Linked DNA regions of Homo sapiens: regions 2 and 3 are each linked to region 1. A link is a loop called in an ENCODE intact Hi-C map of the cell type or tissue named here. Cell type or tissue: heart left ventricle. All regions are shown on one strand. Links, peaks and the distances in the headings refer to the core of each region. The heading gives the core; the rest is flanking DNA.

Region 1 (10,455 bases), core at 3,395-8,394:
TATCCTCTTTCTTTCACAAAATTTGAATAAGGAAGAATCCTACAGCTCTGATTCTCTGATATTTCAGGATAAAGGTGGCAGTTAGGACTGCAGATTAGAGACATGGTTATCATTGACCTGTTGAATTAAATAACACTGAGCCTTACCCTACCTTTGTACTCCCAGCTAAGTGAGCCAATGAAAAGCTTCATTTTTTAAAAGGACAATTTGTATTCATCTTTTCTGTTACTTAACGCATATCCTAAGTGACAGACTGATGATGTTTGGCTCTGTGTCCCCACCCAAATCTCATCTTGGACTGTAATCCCCACGTGTCGACAGTGGGATCTCGTGGGAGATGAATGGATCTTGGGGCAGTTCCCCCATGCTGTTTTTGGGATAGTGAGTGAGTTCTCACGACATCTGGTGGTTTAAAAGTGTGGTACTTCCCCCTTGTGAAGAAGGTGCTTGCTTCTCCTTCACCTTCCACCATGATAGTAAGTTTCCTGAAGCTTTCCCAGTCATGTAGAATGGTGAGTCAATTGAATCTCTTTTCTTTATAAATTACCCAGTCTCAGGTAGTTCTTTATAACAGTGTGGAAATTGACTAATACATACACTGACCTAGCAAGTGCTAGGAACAGCTCTAGCCCTAAATAAACTCACTTGTTTATTGGTATACAGTCATGACCCTAAATGAACACACATTCATCAACATTTAGTTATTATTTAAATTCAAATCTACTAAAGGTACTATCATATGTGAGAATCAATCAAAAACCAAGAGATGCTCAACAGCTAAGAAGGAAAGAAAAAAACTAGTGAGGCTATGTATAGTTTGCTTACTTTTTTTTTAAGTTGGAGAAAAGCAGCAAAAATAAATATAGTTCTTAGTACCAAATAGGTACTATGCAAGTATGTAGCAAATGGCTCACGATCCTTCCATTGTAAAATTTGCTTAGGATGAGTTTTCCCTCCAGAAAATTGTTATGAGAACATATGTTGCCTCCAAAATTCTCCAGTTGGACAATGTTCCCTGCTGAAATACTCATAGTCTTCTCAGGAATGTGGTAAACACATGTGATTCACAGGGTGGATCAAAGTGATACTACTTAAAAAAAAAAAAACTAAACCAAATACGTATGTTCACTAAGGATAAAGGCACAAATAATAAATCTTAGCATATGTTCTAATAGAAAATAGCTTTAAAAATGGAGAAAGAGGCATGTAGCCTAAAAGAGGGAAGATTTTATATTTACTTGAAAAGGTTCTTGGTAAACCAGAAATTATACTTGGAACTGTATTGTTATGGGGAAAGATGATACCTTTTACATTCCTCCATTTCATAACTAATGGTGTGTCATTTCCAGAAAAACAAAAAATATTATTCTAGGCCTACCAATAATTGTCCCTCCAACTAAATGTCTCTGTCAATTTGGGATCCTGAGATTATATTCCATAATCCCTCATTTGTTGTAGAGGCAAAGTATATTAATATATTCCAAATATGATTTTTAAAAATCATGAAGTGCCTTAATAAGAACACCATTTTGAGTTGAGGTGAGGAGTGAATAGTCTATAGATGTCTGGGTGCCTATGAAGATCAGACAGGTAAAGAAAATTATGCCCAGCACTTTCACAGTTTATCTACTGTTAGGTACACTGTTACAATAACTTCTTTTGCAGAACTTTTAATTGCAGATTATGGAAGCAAATTTTGGGGAAAAAAAGTTATTTTTAGGGCTAATGCTGTTCATTGTTTAGTCTTCTGACTCTTCAAAAACTGCTTTGGTCTATAAACAAAAGTTATTAGAAAGAGATATCAAGAGAAAAACATAAATATGGAGGCGCATTAAATCATTTTCGTGTCACTTTTTCGATTAAAGTATCATCAAACACTTACTCTGATCTACTGTTCTCTAGCTCTCTCTTCCCCTCATCTCTTACCCTAAGCAAACTTAGGACATAGATACCTTTACACTTCTGCATATTCAACAAACAAGATATGAAGACTGTGAGAGTGAGGTTGAGACAGTCAGCTGGGTGTGTTTATTTATGGATTCACAAACACTGCCATGGGATATAACACATTACAGAGACCTAAAAGAAAATTCTCAAATCTCCATCCTAGAACAAAAGTTGCCAAACTTTTTCTGTAAGGAGCCAGATAGATAGTAAGCACGTTAGACTTGCACACAGCCTCTATCACAGCCACTCAACTCTACTATTGTAGCCAAAAAGAAACCATAGTATGTAAACGAAGGAGCACAGCTGTGTTCTCATAAAACTTTACTTATAGACACTAAGATTTGAATTTTATATACATTTTACATATATAAAATATTATTTTTATTTTCTATTTTGGCCATTAAACAAATGTAAAAAACATTCTCGGCTCACAATGTACAAAAATATAAGGTAGTTTGCAGACGCTGCCGTAGACCCACCCCAGCTTAAATATCTTAGAATGGTGAGAACCGGGAATAATCATTTGGCTTATTCCACTCTTCTTCTCTTCCCTCCTTGAGCTGATCCTGTCACCTCCATATGTCACAATATGAGAAATTTTTAAGGAGAAACATGAAACTTGTTTGAAATGCACTTTCTGATGGCTTCATAAAAGGGCTGTAAAAAATTCAAGGTATGTATCCTTAAAGCTCTTTAAAGTATAAATTTTTTCATATGATGCTAGCATTGGAGTGACAGAAACAAAGCTAAGTGAAATTTTTTTTATATGTCATTGCCAAATTTCTCTCTACAGGCCTCCCTCCTTCTTTCAGACTCTAATTCAGAGAAATCTATTCTAGCAGTTGAAAGCCTTTGACTTCTTTCAGTCATCAGTCCATGTATAAAAACCATTCAAAATTTAGTGTCTTCAAACAACAGCAATTTACTATGTCCAGAAGTATGGTGGGTTGTCTGCAAGGTCCTTGTGCTAATCTGGCCTGTGTTTTCTCATGTAGCTGTTTTCAGCTGGGAGGTAGATAGGGGTCTGGAATCAGATGGTTCAGTTGGGATGGCTAGGCCTCTCTTTCTACATCCCAGGCTTCTTCATGGTATGGTGGGTTCAGGGTAGTGCTCCAAGTGAGTACAGGTGCATGGCTTTGGAATTTAGATGACATGTTTTCTGCAACTTATTGTTCAGAGCAAGTCAGAATACCAGCTTGGATTTAAAAGGTTGGAGAGGCCAGGTGCAGTGGCTCACACCTGTAATCTTGACACTTTGGGAGGCTGAGGCAGGCAGATCACGAGGTTAAGAGATCAAGGTCATCCTGGCCAACATGGTGAAACTTCGTCTCTACTAAAAATATAAAAATTAGCTGGGTGTGGTGGCGTGCGCCTGTAGTCCCAGCTACTCAGGAGGCTGAGACAAGAGAATTGCTTGAACCCGAGAGGTGGAGGTTGCAGTGAGCCAAGATAGCACCACTGCATTCCAGCCTGGTAACAGTGTGAGACTCCATCTCAAAAAAAAAAAAAAAATTGGAGAAATAGACTCCACCTCTGGAGTAGTAAAATAATATTGCAAATGACGGTGAGTAGAGGAAGGGAAAAATTTGTGGCCACCATGCAGTCTACCATTTCATACTTCTCTCAGGGTTTGTGGAGCCTATGGGCCTACATTATCCCTTTTATTTCAAAGCATTTAGATCTTCATAACTGCACATTAACAGTAGCAATCTTAATGGCATGATTATAAAGATTAACAATGAATTCCCAGAGTAACACAGAAGAACAGTGTTTGGAAGAACAGGTATTGTTACAAAATTGGTTTGTGTTGGCTCTCATCATTTTGGTAATATGGAAAATTCAAGAAGATTGCCTGGGGAGACAATGCAGGTGATAAGCATGAGTAAAATGCTATTGAGAAGCTCAAATATGTAAGGGAAAGTTTTCAAGACAGGTACTTGGAGGATCTGGGAGATAAGTATAGTTATGTATGGTATATATGCTAAAAACAAAGGTGATGGTCAGTCAGAATCTTGTTTGTGAACAGCTTCCAGCACTTCTCATAATGAATTTAGATGCGAATCAACAATGAAGAGGCCAGCCTTCCTGTTTGAGTGTTTTTAATTCAGCTATAAGACCTTTTTGCCTAGAATATCACACCGACACTCTAAGGCACTAGGAAGAAAATTCCCAACAGCCACTAAAAAACAATAGCGGCTTTGAGTGTCAATTGTCAAAGTGATGGAAAAGAGAAGTTCTGGAAGGTCACGGTTTTTTATGTTTAAAGGATAGCAAACTGGCCTTATCCATCTATGATGCTCAAATGAGCCCTAGCTAGAAACCCTGTTAATAATATGATCACAACCCTGTCTCTTCAAATCTAAGATGCCATCTATTGTAAGTTACATGCTAACTTATATATCATCCAGTAACTATAATTATAAAATATCACCAATTTTAATAGGTGTCTTGATTTCAGAGATGTTAAAGTGTGAGAAAAGATGCTTCTTAGAGGTGATATAACTTGCTCATAATAATAACACCACAAACTAAACAATAACCGTGGGAACATATAAAACATTTTTCATATTTTTTCTGTCGATGCTTACAGCAGTCTATGAAGTACTTTCTATTATTACAATTCACATTGGATGAATGAGGCAACTGTGGCTAAAAAGATAAAAATATTTTTAATAATAATTAAAGGTTATTAGAAGATAATCTTTGATTAACATAATTAACGATTATCAAATGGCTATAAATGCAAAGTCAAAATTCTGTCCTTGGTCTTTCTAACTCCAAGCCTTAATCATTAAGCCCTATGGCCTTTTCTGAAAACTAGTCACTTCCATTTTTTTGGTAACATTTTTTTAGTATCATCACATAATTTTTAACAACCAGTTAATCAACCAACCACATTTTAAAATCTCATATTATGAAATTCTCAGGAGTAGCTAGCTAAGTGAAACACCAGCCACAAAAATGGTTTTGACTTCACAGTCCAAAAGCTCATCATCTGTTACAAACTCATCATAAAAGATGACTAAACCAGTATAGCCAGTCTTTGGCGCCTAGCTTCTTCTCTAAAATCTCTCACTTTCCTAAACTATGTCCAGTTCCAAGGTACAATTAAAAGCCAATTGATGTAATTAAATAGCTCCCAAGAAAAACTCAAATAGCAGAAACTCTATTAGGCAAGAGAGGCTAGCTTTTTCTATGATAACTAAGAGGCCGACAATTTCAGTTGCTTACAAGAGTAAAGATGTATTTCTTGCCCCACACAATGATCTTTATGGGTCAGCTCTGACTCCAGACCACATCACTTTGCCTTCACTTTAAGACTCAGCTGACAGAACAGCCATTATTTGGAACATTTCCCAGATGCTGTAGCAGTGGAAAAAGTGATCCCTGGAGAGTCACATACCAGCAATCAAATGCCTGACCTGCACTTGACCCTCATTACTCCCACATGTATTACTGGCCAGAACTGATCTCCAGGTCTCCCTCTACTGGAGGGGTCAGAAATTGCCTCCCACTGTGCACCTAAAGACCGAGAGCGCACAGCCTTACACCGGACTGCAAATCTCTCTCAATTATGTTCAGATAAACATGTTGTTTGATGCTTGTGCCTATACTGCTTTATATTTAGGTAATTATTTTTCAACGTTTTTGGGTGTGAGGACCCTGTTATAAGTGGAAAAAAGAAGAATGTGATAACCTCTTTTGATAATAATTTGCTTTTTATACGCATATTTTTGAGAAGGTACAGATAATCAAAAGCCTAAATAAATTCAATGATGTTTTAAACTGAATTTGTATTTCAGTGACAACAGAGGGTATACATGCATTCAAAAGTAGTATGTAAGTATTACACATGCAAGACATGGGGTAAGATGTGGCTCACTTAACCCTCACAGAAACAAACAATTAAGACAAATTCAGACTTCAAAGACCTAAAATTAAAACAGAATAGAGAAGAGCTGGAGGCAAGTGGTATCACTTTTACTTTTCTACCCCTCAGAGGGCTTTGTAAGGGATATAACCGTTCTTTTAAAGATAGCATGCTTCCTATTCCCTGATATCTTCATATCGACATTGCACTCCTTCCTTTTGTCTAGTTGAATAGTGCTCAACCTTTAGCAAACACAAGAATAACGGTATGCCCAATACTAAAGATTTTGTGCTTTATGGGCAACTGGGAATTTTCAAGAAAAGTTTTGTTTTTAATCCAACGTTGGCATATGAATGCATTTGGGATTTGGCGACCCATAAGCTGGAAACCGTTGCTTCGGTATTAAAACTCTTAGCAAATGACACTCTTCAGTATTTGGTGATGTTTCCATCCAGTTCTAATACTCTACCATTATTTATTTATACATTTGCTTTTGGAATGTGGTTGGACCGCACTTTTTTTCATTCATTCAAAAAAGTTTGATAAATTACCCCCTTATGTCAATCACTACATATACTTATTATATTGAAAATGCTGAGAGGAGATCAATCATCCCTGGCTTCAAAGAGTTTGCTGTCTAAAAGAAACCAAGAGTTGAATAAATGTCTATGACTGAGACCTGCTCAGGATAAACTGAAGGCACAGGTAGTGGACATGTATCCAATCTGGGTTGGTCAATTTAGCTTCCCTGACAAACTGAGGCTCCTGGTGAATATGAATGTGAAAGAAGAATTAGACATACAGATGGTAAGAGACTGTTAGCAAGTTTCATGAGAAAAGAATCGTCAAAGGCAATGAAGCAAGGACATTCAGAGCAATGATGGCACCTACTATGTATATTACTCTGCAGCTTGTGTTTTTTACTAAACTGCATATCGTGGGCATCCCTACAGACCAGTGATAACAGACGTAACTCATTCTCTTTAATAGCTTCATAGTAATACCAAAAATAGATGCACATTATTTATTCAATTATTCCTGCACTGATGGGTGTTCAGATTACTTCCAAGGTTTTTCTACTACAGTGTTGCTATAAATATCCATTTATGTATAATTGTAAGCTGAGATCCTTTGAATTCTCCTGAGATCAATTCCCAGAATTGACATTGTTGAATTAAAGAACATTTCATTTTAAAAAAAGTCAGACTACTGTATTAATTTATCTTCCCACGGAGCATTCTAGGTTACAAGTCGTAAGTTTTGCTAATTTTATGAGCACAATGATAATAGCTCTTCGTTTTAATTGTATTATCCTGACCACTGATAAGGCTGAAAATTTTCCATTTTTGTGAATAGCCTGTTTATGTCCATTCAATCGCTTCCATTTTATTTTTCTTGTCATTTTTAGGGGTTCTTTGGAATACTTAAGTTATTAAACACAAGTATAAGTATGCATAATTCTTCCAAATTACACACACTTTTCATTTTGCTTAAATTTTTACTTAATTTAGGAAGACCTTGACTTTATTGGTTTAATTTTTGATGTATTTTGTTATAACATTTTTTAAGTTTGTAAATTCGCAATTCATACATATTTTTCTGTGCCTTTATACTTTTTTTGTTTCTATTCTTTCTCTAACAAGTCACGCCTCAGAAATACATACATATATGTATATATACACATATATACATATATATACACACATACACAAACACACATATATAATTGAATCTATATAATTGAAAATGTATTTGTATAATATATAAAATGGAATATATAATTGAAAATGTATTTGTATAATTTTTATCATTTCTAAAATTTAGATTTTTTGTTAAATTTAAAACTATATGTTATTTTAAAGCTGCTTTCTCTTTCAGATGAAAAACCAATGACAGATAACTGGTTATCAATAATAATTCAATATGTAATCTTTTCTCAATGTTGCAAGTCACCTTGGATTCTGCTCTGCTCTGCTCTGAATCCCAGGCTGATAGAGCAGCTACTCTCTGGAACAATAGAAATGCAATTTAAAATACCTCTCATTTTGAATATATGTGCTATTAGGGTTTTGGGAGAAAAAGGAGCAAGATGGGAAGGGAAGGAGAATGAATTTTGGCCTGAGATTTGATTTCTATCAGATCTGATTCCTATTGCCTATGTGAATTTCCCCTACCTTGAATCCAGCCGTTATGAATTGAATTTGACTCATATGTGAAAGGCCAGTGATTGGTAATCATGAAAGATGACTTCAAGCCCCATTTGGTCGACACAGGCTCTCTAGGGCCATCACAGATACTCATGGCAATGCTTTTAAATATTAACCCTGTAATTAGATCTTTGGGATGGTTGTTTACATACTGGTCTGAGGATGTGAATTTATATCCAAATTTCTGTTTTCCAGTTGTAAAACTCTGTAAGTGGAATGAAAGCCTTTTCTTATTTCATTCAGTGATGCAGTCAATCCATCACCTTTTGAATGCCACAATGGTAGAGAAGTACAATACTTTCAGCTTTGGTTAATTCTACCTTTGATTTGCTATCAAACAGCAGTTAAGCTAATGCAGAAAAATTATTTTGATAAGGACATTTCTAAAAACAGAATTCAAAATAAGATCATTTTGGTCTCTTCCATTTATGTCAAATAAATGGTAATCTGCCAGACATGGTTGGCGCACTTCTGAAAATCTATTCTCTTTCAAATTGCACTGCATTACATGCAGAATGCTTGGTCCTTATTTGAAATAGTTTAGAGCAAAAGCTTGGTCCTTATTTGAAATAGTTTAGCATAAAAGCTTTTAAGAAGAGATCCTTTAGAAGCTAGAGTTGGCTTTTATTGGAAACTATTTATCCTGGAGAGTAGTTCTTAGATAATTGCAAGAGAATGTTCTTGTCTCATTTCAAGACAAGCTGAACAGGACAATCATTGTGTGGGGCTCTCTGAGCAGTTAGAAGATAGTATAAAGACACTGAACTTTTGGGTTGGGGAAAAAGGTTTAAGAACCAGCAGGTAGAAGCACTCAGGGGATTAACCGTAGCTCCTTTATCACTTTGCTCTTTGTTGGGGGACTTATCATCGGCCTAGTCAAGAAGGTCACCAATGTGACATTAGTGGACCAGGGGAATTATCCTGACCATTTGAATTATCCCTGAGGATATGTTTCAGCCTAAGAGAAATGCGAGCCTGTTGTCCACTTTAGAAAAGTGAGCTCAGGAGATACAAAGTCATATTTATCATGCTCTGTAGCCCAAGCACGTGAGAGGTAGACTCTGATTCAAGGTTGGAACAATTACTAACATCTATTTATATGTTAATCCAACCAAAATGTATTAATATATTGAGCTATTAAAATATAGAGGATACTGTACTAGGCACTTCAAGAATACAAAAATGAATAGAACCAAGCAGTTATCAATAGCAGGCATGTATTAAAGTCAGAAGATGATAAAGGGGAATAATCAAGTCATTACCAATTTTGAAAAGAAATGAAACCCAGCAGATGGTGAATTCTTAATGAAAGAGTTATTTCAATATGAACTTTGACAGAAACAATTCAAAGGGTCCCAGGTGGTAGCATGGTATCTTCCAGATGAGGGGAGAACATTTCATTCTTTTATTCTAATCATCAACCACTCCATTCAAAGCATCTCATTTCCTGCTGGGGAACAAAGTTGAAACAGACATAGAATGTGCACAAAAGGAACTCTAGTAGGGAGATAAGATACATTCATAAATAAATATAAAATAACATAGCAAGTAATGCGTCACACAAAAAGTAGAAAGTCTTGTTCTAGGAATTGTGTTGGAATTTACAAGGATGATATCTGGCAGAGATGGGAGATTTGGAGATATTTAACATATATTTTACGGGATTTTCACTATCTTATGTAATTTAACCTTAAAACAACCCTGAGAGGTAGACAGTACAGGACAAGTAAGATTTAGTACATTTGTTTTACAAATTAGGAAATTCGTGCCAAGAGAGGAGGGTTTTTGTTATTATTTTTTATTGTGGTTTTGTTTCATTCTTCAAAATACAATATCATAAGAGTGTTTTTATTAAAGGAAATTTATCCTCAATTGAGAACAGAGGATCACTGGCTTTATTCTAGCTTACCAGCTGATTAGACATTATAGATGGTGCTTTCTTGGGGATTTTGATGATTAGCCATTATAGATGGTGCTTTCTTGGGGATTTTGATAGGCAACCTGGATGCTAAAGTTGTCCGAAGCTCACTTTCCCTATGTGTCAAGTGGAGGATAACATTCTCTGATTAGAAAACATTCTCTGATTACAAAAATCAAATAGGAAAGCCTTTTAAAAATGATAAATCACCAAACCAAAAGGAAAGATGTTAAGTTTTGCATGGTAAACATTCAATCCAAATTCAGTGCATGACATCATTTTTAAAGTTCACCTGGTGCAAGATGCTTAAAATCTGAAATATTGAGGCCTATGGGAATTTGTTACAATCAGCAAAATTGCACTGTCACTAAATTGTTCACATTCTACCTGATGCTAGTATTTTCATTTAGTTTTGGAAGGCAAAAAAATGATCAATTTTACTGAAATTTTTCAGAGTTGCCTTGTTCAACCTCACAAATACAAGTATCAGTATATAGCATACACTGAGATAA
Region 2 (10,455 bases), core at 2,291-7,290, 55 kb before region 1:
AAGGATTTTCTGTAAGATCCACTTAGTAAAACAGCTTTGGTTGTCCAAAATGGTTGACATTTAGTAGCGCCAGCCAAGTGGAGGACACGATGTGGGCAGGTGTCTTCATAAGGCATCAACATAAAATCTCCAAGTTTAGAGCTGACATAGCAACTACTTAAATCATCAACATTTGAAGTAAGTCAGTTTTGGATCCCCCATAATTGAGAAATTTCAAGGCAATAATTTTAGTGGATTCCCCCAGGCTGAGATGGAGAAGCTAGGAGATAATAAGCAAGAGAGGTAACCCGGAAGAGATATGTAAGGTCAGCTATAGTGTTCCTTTAGAAAATGAAAAGTATAAGACAAATGTAAATCTGGAAAAAGTATCTCTTTATTTCAAAGCGAGAAAAGGGAAAGGAAAAGAAGGAGCTTTAGGAAAGAAAAAATAATATTTTCAGAGGATACATAGTCAGGAAGAGTAAGCGGTAGCAATCTAAACCTCTTGCCTATGTAGGACCTTCCATACCCTTCCATATCTACAATGTATAAAATATATAAAATATGCCCCAAATTCCTAAAATATTTCAACTCCTCCTTACACTTCATCTGAAAGTAAATCTGGCACAGCAAACATTAAATGTATCAAAGATGGTGCCAAGAAGTGTCAAAGTCTTGAGTTCTCATACCATGTGTCATATTTTGAGAAAACAAATAATTCTTTATGGAAAGCTTTTTTGAATAATGGTTCCTTTGCCAGCTATTTCAGATAAGTGTTTCATGAATGTTGACTCTAATAATACCTCATATAAAATCAGGCCAAAGAATGAGTAAGATTCCTTGCTGTTCTTGACGACATGAGCCAGACACCTTAAACAAACACGTAAGTCTTGTTATTATTATTATGACACTCAAGCTCATAATATTAAAGAGTATAAATATAAGCAGATATTTGGAGGCTCATCCCTTTACCAGACAAAGAAAAATTCTTACAAGTAGATTTCTGGCCCATAGGTCAAGGTGAATCAAATAATTGACCACTCTAGCAATGGCATTCAACCCAAAAAGGAGTTTTAGTATTTAAGTGAAAGCTCAAAGGGCTAAATGGGGATGGAACAACTAGCAACTTTCATCACTCCTCAAGCTGATAAAAATGGCCTCTATGAATCAAACAGCACTTCACTTTCATGGCTTTCCCGCCTCCACTAGGGCGAGGACTCCTCTGCACCCTATATGCTTTGTTCCTCCTCTGTGGAAAGGGACTCATTTTATGACTTGGAAGCCCTCTCATCATCTGATGCACTTTTAGCATAATTCATTCAGAGACAATGCTGCATTGCTTTTCATGGTGGTCAATCTCTGCTCCTGTGAGAGTTGTGCCTATGTGCCTGTCAGTATTCAGTTGCCCCAGCAAGGAAGAAGACAGCTGATACTTAGTAGTGCCGGCCAAGTGGAGGTCACAATGTGAGCACTTGTCTTCATGAGGTATCAACATAAAATCTCCAAGTTTAGAACTGAGGGAAATGACCTGCTACCTGGAGGAAATTCAGGAGTCAGAGAGTTTAAATATTTCTTTTATAAATTAGGAAACTGAGGCATGGAGAGACTTAGGATGTTCGTTTAAGGTCACCAGTTAACTCAAGACAAATGAGCTTCTAATTCAGGGTTGTTTTATCTAGAATTTGATCATTTTAATTGTCACACTGTGCATAGATAATTAATGTCATTTGTGTCTCCTTTTCCAAACTGTATTTACCTTTAAACCTCTCCAGATTTGCTATCTCCGTGCTTTGAACAGGTTACTTAACGTCTCTGAAATTGTTTCAAGTAAAAAACACGCCTAATATACATAACAAATGTAACTCTATTTTTCTTAGGATTATTTGGAGAATTAAATTGGACAAGATTTTTGGAAAATATGTTCTACTACTTTTAGAATGTGTCTGATATGTGTTAGTTCTCTACCATTACTCTTAGGGTGAGAGTGATAAAATGCATTGAAATAATAAAAATGTAGGTCATGGTATGTTTTATCAGAGGATGAGCGGGGAGGAAGAACAGAAATGTAACTTAACCTGGTTATATCACATCCTGGACAATTAGGCTTACTTATATGAAAATTCGTTATGCAATTATAATTGCATTCCAACTCGAAGAAGCTAACTATTAACTAAAATAGTCACACCTCGATTGCAATTTCTACTTATAGCCCTGACCCTTACCCTGCTATTCTTGCTAGATCTTCACGATTGGTAACTGATCACTACTCTCCTGATTTTTGGATCAATATTTCAAGATCAACATAGGAGGCTAATACAATATTTCTTTGATAAATTCTATTTATGAACTTTCACGTCTTGGAATTTTCAGATTGTAAATACATGGCATCTGAAACAACTTGAAAAATGAAGAGCCTGGATAGGTAATGAATAAGCCATTAATAAATACAAGGGTTTATGTGCAATGGGTTTAGTTTGGTCAGGGCTTCCATTAAATTATATTCAAAATTGGGCTCTCCCAGGGAGTCTCAAATATTTCCAGTGGAACAGAGGGAAAAAGGAGAGCCAGAGTAGAGACCTTCAATGAAATCTTTGGAGTAGGAGAAGGGAAACAGCACCTTCTCCTACGAAGACATTTAAATGCTACTGTATGTTACCATTTGATATAATATTTTTGGAGAGACCTTATTTTTTATCGACTGCCTACCTAGAGCATAAATTCAGAAAATCACCCTCAAACACCTGGGACACTCTAACAGCATTGTTTAATGTAATAGCACTGAGCCCTTAAGAGAGCCCATTCAGTCTCATTGCATTCAGAACCAGCAATTTCTCCGTCCTTGTTCCCACCATGTCTGGCTCCTTACCTGACTTCTCTGCATGCACGAAGAACACCGTAACAGAAGCACAAAGGCACCAGGTAAAAGATGCTCTTTACAAATAATAATAAAATAAAATAGCAGCTTCAGGCAAAGTCAACTGATTTTTTTCCCTTTACAAATGTGGGGACATTATTTGAAAAAGGAAACATTAAACAGCTCACAATATAGCGAGGGAAAGTCAAGCGTTTCCTAAAATATCTTGATCGACACCCACTTCCTATGACAAGACTAAAAATACAGTATGTAAGCAAGTCTTCCAGAAAGAAAGTTGTGGCAGAGATTTCTTTTTTCTTTTCCTTTTTTTCAATCAGGACTCACAGACTGCAGTACAGTGTTATCAGCATTGCCAGACTAATTCAGCAGGCAGTCAGGTTCTCTCACACACGTGCTTATCAGTCTCCTGTAAGAAGTTTGTCATTTAGTGAACTATGGGTATTAGGAACAAGTTACTGGAAGAGAAGTCTGCCAAGAATAAAACTTTAAAACCAGCCTATAAAGCAGGAGAATGTTATTAAGGCTTCAAAATCCATGTTTAAAGCAAACTATAATTGGCCATTGGGTAGATATTCTTAAAAACAGAAGGTCTCTTCCTAGCCAGCTCTCAATGTGGGCCACTTATTTACTTACCTTTTGGTGTTACTCTGAAAAATATGAGCACAATCACTTTAACCATCTTTTTTTTGGCACCAAGAATTTCTAAGGTTGATGCACTTCTCTTTTGTGTGCTTTAAGTGTGTTAATATATAGATTTCAGATAAATGGAAGCGATAAAGAAATTCAAATAGTCTACTTTTAAGTAACGTGTAAAGTTACACTAATATATATTTAGATAGAGAAAAATTATGCCTGATTAGGGCATAGACTAGGTGAGGGCAGTAAGGAACTGCACTTGGACACAAAATTTAGAGGGCACTAAACATCTCAGTGGTCAAGATAAATAGTACTTTAATTAATTAATTAATGTATTTTTAAATTGTATATATATTTAAGTATATAACATGATGTTTTAGACATTTCCTATTTTAAGATATTTTAAAAAGTCATAATTAATGCAAAAAAGAACCTATAACAAAGAAAATATCAAAATTTTAAATAAGGACAGGGTCAATTTTAGTGATGTCTCTCCCTGCCTTAGGCTCCAACATGGCTCCACATGGCACTGTTACTGATTGTGATTTTTATTTCAAAATTTGATCTTTAATTTATCATGGACTTTTTTGCATTTTAATTTTTTTAAATGTTGCATTCAAATATTATTTATCTTGATTACTGTTGTTTTTGGTGACCCCTTAAATGCTATCTGAGGCAGGTACTCACTCACCTCTTCCTAGTTTAGCTCTAACATAGATGCACACACACAATCCATGCATGCACTTCACAGTGGCGTCACCCCTGGTTCCCTGCACTGACCGGGGAGGTTGGACTTGTGAAAATGGAGGATAAAAGCTTTTTAATAATTTGCCCCCAAATCACGTAACTATTAAGAGAGCAGCTAGAATGGAAACCCTGGTCGGTGGTATATCTGAGCCCCATATATTTTCTAGCTTTATTGAGGAATAATTGACCATTAAAAATTATATATATATATGGTTCATAACTTGATGATTTCATATACATGCACATTGAGAAATAATCACAGTTAAGCTTATTCACATATTCATCATTTCCTACAGTTACCATCATTTTTTTTGTGTGTATATATATGTGTGTGTGAGAACACTTAAGAATGTTCTCACCAAATATTTGCCCTCTTAGCAAATTTTCAGTACACTATGCAATATTAATAACTACAGGTACAGTGTTGTGCATTCGATGTCCAGAAACTTGAATAGCTAAAGCTTTGTACCCTTTAACCATCACTCACCTTCCTGGTATCTCCTCAGCCTCTGGCAACCACCATCCTACTCACTGATTCTATAAATTTCACTACTTTAGATTTCACATATAAGTGACATTTTGAAGTATTTTAACCATTTTGCTACATTGTTTCTCCCTTTCTGTTCATAGTTATCATAACACAATAACAAACTCAATTCAACAAACACCTGTTAAGTATCTATTTCATCCCTTGTGACACTTTGCTGGAAAATTTGAAGGTAAATAGGACACTTTTGTTTCATGACCCATGGAGAAATATATAAACCTATTTGACTAACTGTACTGAATGTGGCAATTGCTTTTCCCCACTGATTAGCCTGCAATCACATAAACTCAATACTTCATTTCCATAGAGGCTGCACTGGCAACCAAGCTTGACCTTGGTGTGAGAAAGCGAGAAACAAAAGCAGGAAGTGTGGAGCATGTGACTTATCCCAAGTGCTGTTACTTTACCCTTTTTTTTTTTACCATGTGACTTCATTTAACCTTCATAAAAATCATGTGTGATATTGATGCTTTTATTATCCTAATGGAGAGGTTCTCAGAGGTTCATAAACTGTTCAACATCACAAACGTAAACAGAACTGGGACTCAAACTCAGCTTTCTTTGACACTCCTTTTCTAGGATTCCTCACGAAGGACTTTATAAGCTTCTCTAAGTGCTAATACTTCCCTACTGCCTGTATTGGGAAAAGACAGGTCACTGTGTCCTACGCACGGCATGCCAGTAAATGTCCTTACTAGAAATGTTTTTGACCGTCCCAGTCCAAGAAAAAGCCAAGAAAGGTTTGAGAACACAGTACTCCTTTAGGGAAGTCGGCATTTTTTTTTTCTTCGTTGTTTGCTTTGGCATATTTCAGATTTTAAACATACACAATTCACAGCAAATGGGATATAGTGCCTCCAGAAAGAATTATTCAGAAGTCTTTAATCAGAAATTTTGTTCTCATTTTCAGTGCCCTGAAACCACGTAGCTTTTCTTAGTACATTATCTTTGAATCAATCTATGCTAGGCCATCAGTAAGAAAAACAACTTTCAAATATCTCCCATTGTGCAAAAACTGTGATCTGGAACAGTACAGCATTAGTGGTGACAGAATAATAAGGCCATTTATACTTTTCTGCTTGGTAATTCATAAAACCAAGTTGCATCTAAGTAATTTTTTTAGCATTATGCTTTTGCCATGTCCGTGAACATATGCTAATGAATGAAATCAACAGATTTCTTTTTTTGTATAAACAAACCTTATCTTTTAAACCAGAAACGAATTCCCAAGCTAAGTGTCCAAATATACTTTCCTAAGCCCATGTGAAGTAGTCCATTATATTATTTGGGGAATTATGCTACAAAGAAAAAGATGAAAATTTTATATTTATTTAAACCTAATAAGAAAATAGTGTGAATTGAACACGTGTTTATCTTCATTCTTGCCTGAAACCACACTTAAATGACAAGGAATTTTAAAAAGTATTAATCAATGAGAGCATAGTAATAAGAGAGCAAACAATAATAGATAAGTGATATCAAATCATTTTTGGAAGATAAAGAGAATGGAGGAAAAAACACCTGATAAAGCAAAGTAGTGGAGGCTTCAAGTAACTATCTGGGGGGTTACTGATGAAAGATCAGCTCACTGAACTCTCAGATCCTCTAATCGCTCAATGATAGAAGGTGTGAGGTACCTCAGGTGTGGGTGCAAACAGAGAGCATACCTCCTTCCCCTCCTCTCCTCTTTCTCCAACTGAGAAAATGGACTTCGAAGACTCACTAAGTGGGAACATGGGCACAAAGAAAAGAAGTGGTGAGAAGTGAAGAGCTAAAACAAAAATAGATGTATTTAGTTAAAGTCTAAAAACTAAATGGGAATACCCACCCCTAAGCCCCGTGCCCCTACTCCTTATCCAGATGCTAATATCCAGCACACCACTAACCACACACACTGTCCTATGGAAGAGTAGAAGCCCTTTCTTAGGAGAAACAGTAAGATTCCAGAGAAAGGCCGTTCAGACACTGACATTTTGGAGGCTGTCAAGGAAAAGCCAGCTTCCTACCCAATCACCCTGCAATGAAAATCACCAGGCCACAAGCACTGCCATCAATTCATTAACATGCCATTCTTAAATATGAACGGACAGGAAGATCACAACATATTTGAGGAAAGCCTCCATCATGAAAAGCAGAGGCCAAAACAATTGAGGATAAAATTCAGAGAGGCAATGTTAGGGGAAGAAGAGCGTACTTTTTTAAAAAAAGAGAGCAATAACTCGGGAGGCTGAGGCAGGAGAATGGCGTGAACCCGGGAGGCGGAGCTTGCAGAGAGGCGAGATCGAGCCACTGCACTCCAGCCTGGGCGACAGAGCGAGACTTCGTCTCAACAAAAAAAAAAAAAAAAAAAAAAAAAAAAAAAAAAAAAAGAGAGAGAGAGAGCAATAGTTAATAACCTCAGAGAAGCAGAAATTAATATTGTGCCCATTAAAAAAACCCAAAAGAATGATGTGATGCAAATGAGCTAAGAAGAGCTCTACGAAATTAAAATTATGATAGGAATAATTACATTATCAATAGAACTATTAGAAGGTTAAGTTAAAGGTATCTTCCATCGAGTAGAAATAGAAAGATAGTAAGATGGGGCGGGCGCAGTGGCTCACGCCTGTTATCTCAGCACTTCGGGAGGCCGAGGTGAGTGAATCACCTGAGGTCAGGAGTTGGAGACCAGCCTGGCCAATGCGGGGAAACCCCGTTTCTACTAAAAATACAAAATTAGCCGGGCTTGGTGGCAGGCGCCTGTAATCCCAGCTACTTGGGGGGCTGAGGCATGAGAATCGTTTAAACCTGGGAGGCAGAGGTTGCAGTGAGCTGAGACTGCACCCACTGCACTCCAGCCTGGGGGATAGAGCGAGACTCTGAATTACCTAGAGACAAATGTGACATGTGTCTCTGTCTTTAATCAGAAATTTTGTTCTCATTTTCAGTGTCCTGAAACCACGTAGCTTTTCTTAGTACATTGTCTTTGAATCAATCCATGTTAGGCCATCAGTAAGAAAAACAACTTTCAAATTTTTGAGACACTACATTTTTATTTTTCTGTTGCTTTTTTAAATTTTTGATTCGGGGGCATATGTGCATTTTTAAAAGAATAAACTCCTCCATGCTCTTCCTCTCCACTGTAAGACATGCTTCATTCAAAGGAGGCAACAGTCTTGCTAGGGACAACATGAAATACGGGACACAGGAATCTTGGGATCCAACAACTGTAGAAGTTCAGAAATGTCCAAGGCACTGGCCAATGTGGCCAATGAGACGCTGTGCTATAACAGCTGCACAGAAAGCCTTGAGACCTGCTGGTCTGGATTAGGGCAGGAGGTCAGAGAGCATGAGGACAGAAGAACAAAAAAAGAATGGAGCAGATAGATTTTCTGACAGATGAGACCATGTGCTATTGGAAGTTGTGGAAAAAAGTATCTTCCCAACCATAAGCAAGAAAAAAAAATTAAGACAATATTTAACTCCTAGAAAAATAAAAAGAAATTGTTCAATAAAGCAAAAGTAATTGTAGGCCATTACTTGGTTCCACCATGAACAGTGGATTCAAAGGCATAATAAAGAAAACATAAAATACTGATTTAATTAAATCTATAATATAATTATCTTTGGAGAATGGGGGAGGGTATGTGTGGCATTCTAATTTAGAAATTTGAGATATACTGCCTACAATGATAAATCAACCAAGAGCAAGACACTCCTGTTATTAGTAAGAAAAATATAAACCCCAGAAGAAATATATAGGAGAATTCAAAGTGGCAGCTTCCACTGATCAGTACTTGGGAGTGGGGAGATCTAGGGCAGAATGTTGGTTTTGTTGTTGTTGCTCTAAACCTTAAAGCACTATCTGACTTTCACTCAACTATGGGCATGTGTTCATTTGTTAAATGCACACACACAGACACACACACATATACACATGTGTAAGCACACACACATATATACAGATTAATAAAAAGCAAAAACCTTAATAGATTCCTTTTAACTGCCTTACTGCAAATACCTCTTTCTGAAGAATAAAGGTAGACATCACTGATTTACATGGTCAGAAAAGAGCCTCATTTGCCTGTATTTAGAAAATTCCTGATTTGCATGTTTATGTAAAAAAAGATAAATCAAGGAAAGAAATTAAATACTAAACAAAGATGTAAAATGCTTAAAATATTCAGCAAGATAGCTGCATCATCACTTATACCGTAACCAATTTGGGGCCATAATAAATGAATATTCTACAACCTTTGTGTATGTGGCTTCTTGGGTTCTTTCAACTTGTCACTGTTGTCAGATTATGACAAGAATATTGGGTAAGGGGATGAAAAGCTCTTAACAGGAAATTGGCTAACACAGTCAGACTTCAAAATGAAACACTTTCAAGCTGTTACTAGCCTCAGATAGATGTACATGAAATCTTCAGTAACTATTAAATGAAAGGGCCAAGATGTAGAGCATAGCACATATACTCTACAAGACACAAACACACACATAACTATCTATGCTCATGGATAAAAAGACTTTGGGAGGACATGTATTAAACTGCTAACAATGTTGGCCTCTGAGGAAGAAGTCTCGGGGGACAGATTCAGATTGCATTCAAAACTCTTTCAATATTCTGAGCTTTAAAAATCGATGCATATGTGGCTTTTTTTCAATTAAAAAAGTGGCTCATAAAGATACATTAGATGCCAATTCTCATCATACTCCTGCTAAAATAGATGGTGTTGAGGAAGAATGGAAAGATTGATCAAATTATACAAAAGGGAAAGGAGTATGATTTTACTTATGTAGAACTAACACACAGAGTTATCTGTTGGTGATAAGATTTGGGGTGATTGCTGTTTCTTTGTAATTTTTTTGAAGTTTAAATATTTTCTATAGTTATACTTGTATTTCTTTTAAAATGAAAAAAGATTACTGAAAAAAATAAAGAGAAGAAAATGTCATTCCTTTATCAGTTCTCTAGGGCACAGAAGATGTGCAGTCAGAATGCAGCTTTTTTGGAAGGGGAGGGTGAGCATCTGGGTATTACATTTGCAGATGGACTTCATACCCAGCATATGGGAAATTTTCTCAAGGAAAATCATTTCTGCAGAGGCACAAGTTGCTATTTAAACCTTGGCAGACTAGGTCTTTTTATGTTTGACTTTTCTCTCTCCATATGAGAATTAAGCATATGCTCAGATTTTCTTAAGGAGTTTCCTTATTATTGAAGTTAATTTGTTTCTTCGTAAAGATTGTAAATTTATAGAATGTGAAATTTGATAGCTAGATTTTTTTGCTTGTCCTTTAGGACTATTTATTTTCTCTTCCTGCTTCCTAAGTTGTCACATATGTTACAACAAGGGGTAAGGAAACAAAAAAACAGCATAAACCAATGCGAAGAAATACACAGAACTAGTGGCACTTGAACCAAGCAGGCATAGCGCCATTTCAGAATAACAAGCAACTTTATTCTCAATTTACCAGAGGTTATAGCTCTAAAAATCACAAGTACTTTTCATGAGAAGTAAATGCCTTTATAAAGGTCAATGCAGCATTTATAAGCTTTATTGCATGTTTTCTGTCCTTTTCTGAGGTATGTAAAAAGAACACAATGGACATTTTTTTTAATCAGTCTGCTGCAACGTGACTAGTTTGCCTCCAACTAAGTAAGCTGTTTTGATGTGGGGCCATTTTT
Region 3 (10,455 bases), core at 4,000-8,999, 65 kb before region 1:
GAGTTACAGACCAAGAGGTGGGTAGTTACTGCTGTTGTACTTCCCTCCATTGTTACGAACCCACCGTCCCCCATTGAAATGAGTTTCAGCTGGGGACGAACGCCCCATCCCCAGTTGAAATAACAAATCAGCAACCATTTTTTCCCTCCTTTGATTATTCTATATTTCTTCTTTTTGGAGTCAGACATTAAAGACTAGGAAAACTACTAAATAAATGGGAAATTTAGAAAGTTGACTGTGCATTCCCAGGGAAAGTCACAGGCTCAGGAAAACAAAAACAAAAACAAAAACCGGGATTGTTATAAATAGCTCTTATTATTTTTAGTTACGTCCCATCAATACCTAATTTATTGAGAGTTTTTAGCATGAAGGGCTGTTGAATTTTGTCAAAGGCCCTTTCTGCATCTATTGAGATAATATCATACTGAATGGGCAAAAACTGGAAACATTCCCTTTGAAAACTGGCACAAGACAGGGATGCCCTCTCTCTCCACTCCTATTCAACATGGTGTTGGAAGTTCTGGCCAGGGCAATCAGGCAGGAGAAAGAAATAAAGGGTATTCAATTAGGAAAAGAGGAAGTCAAATTGTCCCTGTTTTGCAGATGACATGATTGTATATCTAGAAAACCCCGTCGTCTCAGCCCAAAATCTCCTTAAGCCGATAAGCAACTTCGGCAAAGTCTCAGGATACAAAATCAGTGTGCAAAAATCACATGCATTCTTATACACCAATAACAGACACACAAGAGAGCCAAATCATGAGTGAACTCCCATTCACAATTGCTTCAAAGAGAATAAAATACCTAGGAATCCAACTTACAAGGGATGTGAAGGACCTCTTCAAGGAGAACTATAAACCACTGCTCAAGGAAATAAAAGAGGATACAAACAAATGGAAGAACATTCCATGCTCATGGATAGGAAGAATCAATATCATGAAAATGGCCATACTGCCCAAGGTAATTTATAGATTCAATGCCATCCCCATCAAGCTCCCAATGACTTTCTTCACAGAATTGGAAAAAACTACTTTAAAGTTCATATGGAACCAAAAAAGAGCCCGCATTGCCAAGTCAATCCTAAGCCAAAAGAAAAAAGCTGGAGGCATCACACTACCTGACTTCAAACTATACTACAAGGCTATAGTAACCAAAACAGCATGGTACTGGTACCAAAACAGAGATATAGACCAATGGAACAGAACAGAGCCCTCAGAAATAATACCACACATCTACAACTATCTGATCTTTGACAAAACTGACAAAAACAAGCAATGGGGAACGGATTCCCTATTTTACAAATGGTGCTGGGAAAACTGGCTTGCCATATGGAGAAAGCGGAAACTGGATCCCTTCCTTATACCTTATACAAAAATTAATTCAAGATGGATTAAAGACTTACATGTTAGACCTAAAACCATACAAACCCTAGAAGAAAACCTAGGCAATATCATTCAGGACATAGGCATGCGCAAGGACTTCATGTCTAAAACACCAAAAGCAATGGCAACAAAAGCCAAAAATTGACAAATGGGATCTAATTAAACTAAAGAGCTTCTGCACAGCAAAAGAAACTACCATCAGAGTGAACAGGCAACCTACAGAATGGAAGAAAATTGTTGTAATCAACTCATCTGACAAAGGGCTAATATCCAGAATCTACAAAGAACTCAAACAAATTTACAAGAAAAAAACAAGGAACCCCATCAAAAAGTGGGCAAAGTATATGAACAGACACTTCTCAAAAGAAGACATTTATGCAGCCAAAAGACACATGAAAAAATGCTCACCATCACTGGCCATCAGATAAATGCAAATCAAAACCACAATGAGATACCATCTCACACCAGTTAGAATGGCGATCATTAAAAAGTGAGGAAACAACAGGTGCTGGAGAGGATGTGGAGAAATAGGGACACTTTTACACTGTTGGTGGGACTGTAAACTAGTTCGACCATTGCGGAAGACAGTGTGGTTATTCCTCAGGGATCTAGAACTAGAAATACCATTTGACCCAGCCATCCCATTACTGGGTATATTCCCAAATGATTATAAATCATGCTGCTATAAAGACACATGCACACGTATGTTTATTGCGGTACTACTCACAATAGCAAAGACTTGGAACCAACCCAAATGTCCAACAATGATAGATTGGATTAAGAAAATGTGGCACATATACACCATGGAATACAATGCAGCCATAAAAAAGGATGAGTTCATGTCCTTTGTAGGGACATGGATGAAGCTGGAAACCATCATTCTCAGCAAACTGTTGCAAGGACAAAAAAGCCAAACACCACATGTTCTCACTCATAGGTGGGAATTGAACAATGAAAACACTTGGACACAGGAAGGGGAACATCACACACTGGGGCCTGTTGTGGGGTCGGGGGAGGGGAGAGGGATAGCATTAGGAGATATACCTAATGTAAATGACGAGTTAATGGGTGCAGCACACCAACATGGCACATGTATACATATGTGACAAACCTGCACGTTGTGGACATGTACCCTAGAACTTAAAGTATAATAATAAAAAAAAAAACCTGAGGAAGCCTTAAATGTACACCTCTGGTTGATCCTTGGCACAGGCACAGCCTAAAACAATCAACAAAACAAAAACAATAAGAAATAAATATATAATACAGAAAGCCCTGGGGAAAGGGGTAATAGAATTTTCAGAGTTACCACATTATTAGATTTAAATGTCCAGTTTTTAGCAAGAAAATAAAATCGCAAGACATAAAAAGGAATAGAAATGTATGGAACATTCAAAAGGAAAAAATAAGTCAACAGAAATTGTTCCTAAAAAAGACTTGATGACAACTCTACCAGACAAAAACTTCAACACAATTACCTTAAAGATGCTCGAACAGTTGAAGAAAGATGTGAAAAAAAATCAAGAAAGTAGAATGTGAATAAAATAGAGATAGCAAGAAGAGCCAAGATGGGTGACTACATACAGCCAGGAAGAGCATCTTCCCGAGACCAAGAGACAAGACCATCAAGATGGGGGAGGGAGGGGAAGCAATGGTTAATAAACTAAGTAAGACCATAAATAGCAAATACAATCTTGAAAATAAATAACAAAGATGGAGGACTCACACTTACTGATTTTAAAACATACTGCAAAGCTACAGTATTCAAAATAGGGTGATACTGGCATTGAGGCATATAAACCAATGGAATAGAATAGAAAGCCCAGAAATAAACCCTCATACAGATGGTCAAATTACTTTTGACAAGGGTGGTAAGACAATTCAATGAGGAACAAGTAATCTCTTCAACAAACAGTTCTGGGAAAACTGGATATCTACAAGCAAAAGAATGTAAATGGACTGTTATCTAAAACCATGTAAAAAATTAAGTCACAATGGATTAAAGGCTTAAATATAAGAACGAGAAATATAACGCTTCTAGAAGAAAACATAGGACAAAATTTGATCACATTGGATTTAGCCATGATTTCTTGGATATCACAGAAAAGGCATAGGAAATTAAAGAAAAACTAGCCAAACACAACTTTATAAAAATTTTTTAAAAATGTTCTCCAAAAGATACTATCAGCAGAGTAGAAAGGCAATTCACAGAATGGAAGACAATATTTGCAAATCAAGTATCTGATAACAGATTAATAGCCAGAATATAGAGAGAACTCCTAAAACTTAACAACAACAACAAAAAAACAAGCTGATTAGAAAATGGACAAAGAACTTGAATAAATATTTTTCCAAAGATAATATGCAAATGGTGAATAAGCATATGAAAAGATGCTCACAAACATTAGAGAAATGCACATCAAAACAAAATGAGATATTTCACATGCATTACAGTGGGAAAAAAGAAAATAACGTATTGATGAAGAGGAGGAGAAATTGAAACACTTGTGCATTGTTGGTGGGAATGTAAAACAGTATAGTCATTGTGGAAAACGGTATGGTGATACTTCAAAAATTAAAAATGGGATTACCATATGATTGAGCAATTTCACTTTCAATTCAGTTTCTAAAAGAAATGAAATAGAGTTGCAAAGAGATATTTGAACACCTACGTTCATAACAGTGTTATTCACAATTGCTAAAATCTGGAAGCAACCCAAGTGTCCACTGACAGATGACCGGATAACCAAAATGTAGCATACATATGCACAATGGAATATCATTCAGCCTTAAAAATGAAGAAAATTTTGATGTGCTGCAACATAGAAGAATCTTGAGAACATGCTAAGTGAAATAGCCAATCACTAAAAGACAAATACTGTATGATTCCACTTTTATGAGGTACTTAGAGTAGTCAAAATCATAGAGACAGTAAGTAGAATGGTGGTTGCTGGAGATGGGGGAGAGAAAAATGGGGAGATCTTATTTAATGGGGATTTTATTTCAGTTTTACAAGATGAAAAGAGTTAAGGTGATAAAGGTGGTAATGGTTGCACAACATTATGAATACGTTTAATACCATTGAACTGTACAGTGAAAAGTGGTTAAGATGGTAAATTTTGTTATAATGTATTTTAACACAACAAAAATAAAATTGGAAAGAGAAAATAAAAGATATTTACCATTTTGTGCTTTTATACCTGGAAAGTTCAAGCCTCTTAGTCTTCTCTTTGGAATAGGTTTCTCTTTTAAAAACAGGAGTCTTTGCCCATGAAAGATTTTATGATGAAGACTCCAAAAGCAATTGCAGCAAAAGCAAAAATTGACAAATGGAATCTCATTAAACTAAAGAGCTTCTGCACGGCAAAGGAAACTACATCAGAGTAAACAGACAACCTAAAGAATCAGAGAAATTTTTTTGCAATCTATCCATCTGACAAAAGTCTAATATCCAGAATCTACAAGGAACTTAAATGAATTTACAAGAAAAAAAACAAACAATCCCATTAAAAAGTGGGCAAAGAACACAAACAGACACTTCTCAAAAGACTACATACATGCAGCCCACAAACATATGTTAACAAGCCCACCATCCCTGATCATTAGAGAAATGAAAATCAAAACTACAATAGATACCATCTCATGCCAGTCAGAATGGATATTATTAAAAAGTCAAAAAAAAAACAACTGCTGGTGAGGTTGTGGAGAAAAAGGAATGCTTTTACACTTGGTGGGAGTGTAAATTAGTTCAACCATTGTGGAAGATGCTGTGGCAATTCCTCAAAGACCTAGAGGCAGAAATACCATTTGACCCAGCAATCACATTACTGGGTGTACACCCAAAGGATTATAAATCATTCTATTGTAAAGATACATGCACACATATGTTCATTGCAGCACTATTCACAATAGTCAAGACATGGAGTCAACCCAAATGCCCATCAATGATAGACTGCGTAAAGAAAATGTGGTACATATACACCATGGAATACTATACAGCCTTAAAAAGGAACAAGATAATGTCCTTTTCAGGGACATGGATGGAGCTGGATGCTACTCTCCTCAGCAAACTAATGCAGGAACAGAAATCAAATAGTGCATGTCCTCACTTATAAGTGGGAGCTGAATGATGAGAAGACATGGACACATAGTGGGGAAACAACACACACGGGGGCCTGTCAGAGGGTGGGGGTGGTGAGAGGAGGGAGAGCATCAGGGAGAATAGCTAATGGATGCTGGGATTAATCCTAGGTGATGGGATGATCTGTGCAGCAAACCACCATGGCACACATTGACCTATGTAACAAACATGCACATCCTACACATGTACCCCCAAATTTAAAATAAAAGTTGGAATCAAAAACAAAACAAAACAGGAGTCAAATGAAGACATCTTTAAAAATGGAGGCCAATGGGATGCTCTGATGGAAACAGGAGATGGGAAATAGGGAGTAGAGTCTCTATTCCATGGAATCACAAAGCCCAAAGATTAGTCACAGAGAAGTAAAAATGTTCAGGAAAAATATTATGGTAGGTGCAGAGATAGAGAGAAGTGATTAGAGACATATTTAAGAGATTTTGTTGACTAGATAAATGATGATGGGCTGTGATGGGGTTGATGAAGGAGTAGATGTAATTAAGAATAACATGATTTTGGCTTTCCCAGTTCAGTACCTGTCACTGAAATGGGTACTTAGAGAACTTTAAAGATGTCCAGCTTAGGGGAAAAGTTAACAAATTTGGATATGATGTTTATAATATTTTTGAAACAGGGAAATAGAATGACATGAGGCAGTCAAACTAAGGGTCTAAAACTGAGAGGATAGGTCCAGGTAATAGTATGCTGGTAAAAACCAACTGGCTTTCTAGAGAGGCAAAGCCCTGACTTGTATCATTTGTCAACCACTGCAGTTAAAATACTCCCACCAACACATCAATTTCATGGTATAAGTACAAATGACATAACCTGAGAAGAGATGAGCATAATTTACTCTTGCAAGAGAGTGTAAGCCAGCTCCATCACATAAGGAGTGACTCAAGAAGCAGGAAATCATCAAAACTGTAAAGTACTCATGGAAAATCAAGTAAATTCATCTGGATGAAGGGTGGGCTTTGAGTATCTTTTGCTTCTGTGTCACTTATGTTTCCTTTTTTATTAACTCTTTAATGCAGGGTTGCAAAGTATTTGCAGCAAGAATTGGCACCTGTTTCCTAAATCAGCCTAGAGCTTTCATTCTTGGCACCATCACCTGCTACTTACCAAGGTCATTTGAAAGTTATGACCAGTGAGGAATTGCCTCTGCTAGCTAAAAAAAATTAAAAATAAAAATAAAAAAAGGAAGAAAGTGGGGGATAAAGGAGGGCTTGGAAAGTACTGCTTTTATTGCTCTATTACTCCAAAAATAGTCTAAACTCTCAGTGAACCTATTTACAGCTCTGAGAAGTTGAACTCCTCCTGGCTATTTCTTTAGCAATTAAGACCCTATATTGTATCTAATTTCAAAATCGAAGTCTTCCGTAACTTATCATGATGATTTCGGTTATTTGTACATTATTTCCTCCTTCATAGATGTTTGTTGTTTTTGTATTCCCCCAAATTAAATTTTATACTGAAATATACAAAGTATTCGATGACAGGAAATAATTAATCATTTTCTTATTGATTTAAGAATATCCTTCTAGAGTAAATTTTTAGATTGTCTGAGCTATAGTTAGTACACATTTCTTTCTAGAGCTCATTTGTATAAATAGCGTTTTCCAGTAATTATAAAATTAAGACATGCTCTTTTTTAAATATTAGAAAAATTTTAAAAAATAATGTAAAGAAGAAAATAAGTACTCATAATTCCTTACACAAATACTGCTAATAGTATTTTCTTTCAGATACTCAATTATATAGTTTAATATATTGTGATGTCCATTTTTTACATATTAAAATTTTATAGTATTTCTTTGTATTTCAAATTTTTTGTATATTATACAATCAAAATCTTCTGTCATTAAAATTATGCAAAATATGTTAATTATTTAATTATATCCTATATTATGAGTGTGTCATATTTACATACACATTCTTTTATTTTGGACACTTAGATATTTTCCAAATTTTCATTGTTAAATATAGAATGGCAAAGGACATCCTCCTCCATTAGTTTTTGTGCTTATTACTTATTGTTTCCTTGGATAAAGCCTTGAAATGTAATACTAGGTTAAAGGGTAAAATTGCTGCAAATAATTTTGGTACATACTGTTCAATTGCTCTCTCAAAAGATCGTGCCAATTTACAATCACATCACATGAGCGCCGTGTGTGACGGCTCAGTTTTACTCCACCATAACCAGCACTGAATATCCTTTAAAAAAGAACGACGTATGTGTGTGTTAAATCTGATACACAACAACTAGCATTCTGTCATTATTTGTATTTATCATTCTTTTATTAAGATAAGTTAATGACTGAAGTAATTTTGTGAATTTGTCTTCCTATCCCTTGATTATTTTTCTATTGATGATCATGTTTACCTTACCTAAGGTACTTAATGTAATTTAGAGATAACTAAAAAATAAACTTTATATGAGATTCTGGAAATATAATGTCTAAGTGTAGCATCAGCAATTATCATAAAAAGGAAAGTAAAGTTGAACAAAGAATATATACAAGTGATGTTTACAAATCATAATTACACAAAGCAAAAAGAAACATTATTCTTTACGGCTACCAGAACTCCATGAGAAAGGCACATTTGCTATTCCTGTGGGCAGAAACTGAAACTTTTTCTCCTGTCCAAAGACACAGATAGGTTTTAGAGTGAATACTAGTTCCAGAAAAGTTCCCAGTTCTCTCCCCATAGCTGCTGAACGGTGCTAAAGAGGAATCCCTGCAAACAATTGCTGTGAGCTTTAGATATGATTTTCTAACTTTCTCTTGGCCCCCAAACATGCTACTTACTTCCTCAGCCTTTTCCCCACATGGGACCGTGTTGCCAATAATGTCTGTGGGATACATTTGAAATCATCAGGCTTGAATTTAATTACATTATGTAAACTAGAAAATGTCCCCAGTAGGTTTTGAGGGACTAGCTTCTGTATGCAATTGCAAAGTTCTGTTTTGTTTAAAATAATTGCATTTTGATAAATCCACTCTGACTCAAACCATTTTTTGATCTTTGTCAAGAACTCATTTTCATCACATCAGCCTGAATTTACCTTTTAAAAAAATAAATATTTATAAAATTCTGCATAAAAGCCTTTCCTCTACTCCACATCCTCCCTAAATGCCCTCTCTCTCTACCGAGGTTGGGGCAGGATGGTGAGAGGAGATGGGCAAAGCATCATGTTCATGGGTTATCTCAGCACCAACTTAGTTGACAGATAGTCACCAAGTTCTGAATGCAGCCTATTCTCTGACGGTGCATTGGGAAGAAAGGCTTTCAACATGATCAGACAGAGAGAGAAGAATCATTTGAAACACTGTATGAACTTCATACTTAAATTCATTATAACATTTGTGAAGTTGCTTACATAGATCTTCCCATTGGAGACTGCGTCTTTGGGCCTGATTTTTCACCCTTCTTCATATCCATGCCCTCTGCCATGCAACTTTGCAATTCTTTTCCCTAATAAGGCATATTATATTTCAACTACTGCCTTATTTTGTACTTGGTTTTGTGACCAGTTTGACTAATAGAATGAGCTCTGCCATATTTTAGCCTAGCTTTCTTATGTCTCTGGCATCACGATGAGAAAAACCTACCCTGCTGAGTCTCTTGGTCCAAGGAAAAAGAGAGACATGTGGAACAGAGACACCCTAGCTAGCTTAAAACCTGACATAAGAAGCGGAATTGTCCAGCTGAAGCAAACCCATCCAGCTGAGCCAAGCCTTGATCAAACAGACCCCAGATGATATGCAGTGTGTCTCCAGTAATAGACATAATAAGTAACTGCTGTTTTAAGTTAATGAGTTCTAGGGTGGTTTGTTAAACAGCAATGGCAAACTAATATAATTCCCTTAGAAGTTTTAGCAACTTACAACATACACACTCAATGCAAAAATTTAAACACTCCACAGTTAGAAAGAAAGCCAATCAGTGCCCCTCATTTAGAAACAGTGATACCCAATTTTCTCAGGCTCTTGTTTACCACTTCTGAGACGTGCCTCTCACTGGAAGCATTTTCATTTACTGGCTTTTAAAGAAACATTTCTCACCACAAACACACTTATTTCTTTCCCCAACACACCTAGCCATCTGTCTTCAAAGCTCCTCCCAACTACTTCATTTTATCCCTACCCGCAGAGATACAAAGAGCCTGAGCGAAAGGTGGCACGGCTGAGTTCAGAAATAAGGCAAGTCCCATTTCCTATTCATCTCACAGGGGTAATCTAAACATCGAAGCACCCTGTAGTCTATCAGGCAAGCTATCACTGACAGCTCTTGAAAATTCAGAGAAACAATTCTGATTCAGAGCATGGTTCGCGAAAAACAAAATCTACAATCAGAAATATACACATATATATATACCTGTCTCAACTGAGGCAGAAAAATCACATCACATATCTTTATATCACTTCTGATTTCTCACAATACAAAAAGAGGACTATATTTAATTTTATAATTTAATTAAAATAATTTAAAAAATCCAAATAGAAATTCCCCAAATGATCTCGTTATGAGTCAGTTTTACCCAAATCAATAAGCCACTGTGGTTAAGTGTTTGATAAACAGCCACAAACTCAAGGAAAAATATTGTGATGAAAAGACTATTTTAATGAAACAAAATCACTGTCTGGCACATAGTCTGGAACATTACTATATGAGGACCAGGTCCTATTAATATCCCTGCTTTTCTAAAGACAACAAACCTAGCCTGTTACAGCAGTGAGAACTAAATTTTGCCCCATGGAGAACCAGGTTGGAAAAGGAGATATTCTTCCAAGAAACTCTCAGAAAGTGGTTATCTGGTGGCTGACATAAAGGTACACTGTTCTTAGGCTGGAGGTGGCAAAAATCAACCACAGTCAGAGCTGGGACGTGGAAAATGCCTAGGGATAAACCACCTGAAAACATTACTTTCTC

The links. Hi-C counts contacts between places; a loop is a spot of excess contacts. Peaks named below come from ENCODE experiments on the same cell type or tissue, not always from the same donor. Only the 100,000 strongest peaks of a DNase experiment are listed, where the experiment ranks them.
Region 2: a loop joins it to region 1, with 1.9 times the contacts of the local background. A loop is called at or near these places in 10 of 110 quality-filtered maps.
Region 3: a loop joins it to region 1, with 2.2 times the contacts of the local background. A loop is called at or near these places in 4 of 110 quality-filtered maps.

The regions. Positions count from the first base shown.
Region 1 is chr3:21,834,428-21,844,882 of GRCh38, forward strand. It overlaps a transcript of ZNF385D not described here. Among named protein-coding and RNA genes, the nearest start is that of ZNF385D, 88 kb to the left of the region's middle. In heart left ventricle, for the core only: a CTCF peak has its summit at 5,448 (motif pointing left); no DNase peak of the experiment used is centred there; H3K27ac peaks cover 607 bases.
Region 2 is chr3:21,780,830-21,791,284 of GRCh38, forward strand. It overlaps a transcript of ZNF385D not described here. Among named protein-coding and RNA genes, the nearest start is that of ZNF385D, 35 kb to the left of the region's middle. In heart left ventricle, for the core only: no CTCF peak of the experiment used is centred there; no DNase peak of the experiment used is centred there; H3K27ac peaks cover 1,424 bases.
Region 3 is chr3:21,768,706-21,779,160 of GRCh38, forward strand. It overlaps a transcript of ZNF385D not described here. Among named protein-coding and RNA genes, the nearest start is that of ZNF385D, 23 kb to the left of the region's middle. In heart left ventricle, for the core only: no CTCF peak of the experiment used is centred there; no DNase peak of the experiment used is centred there.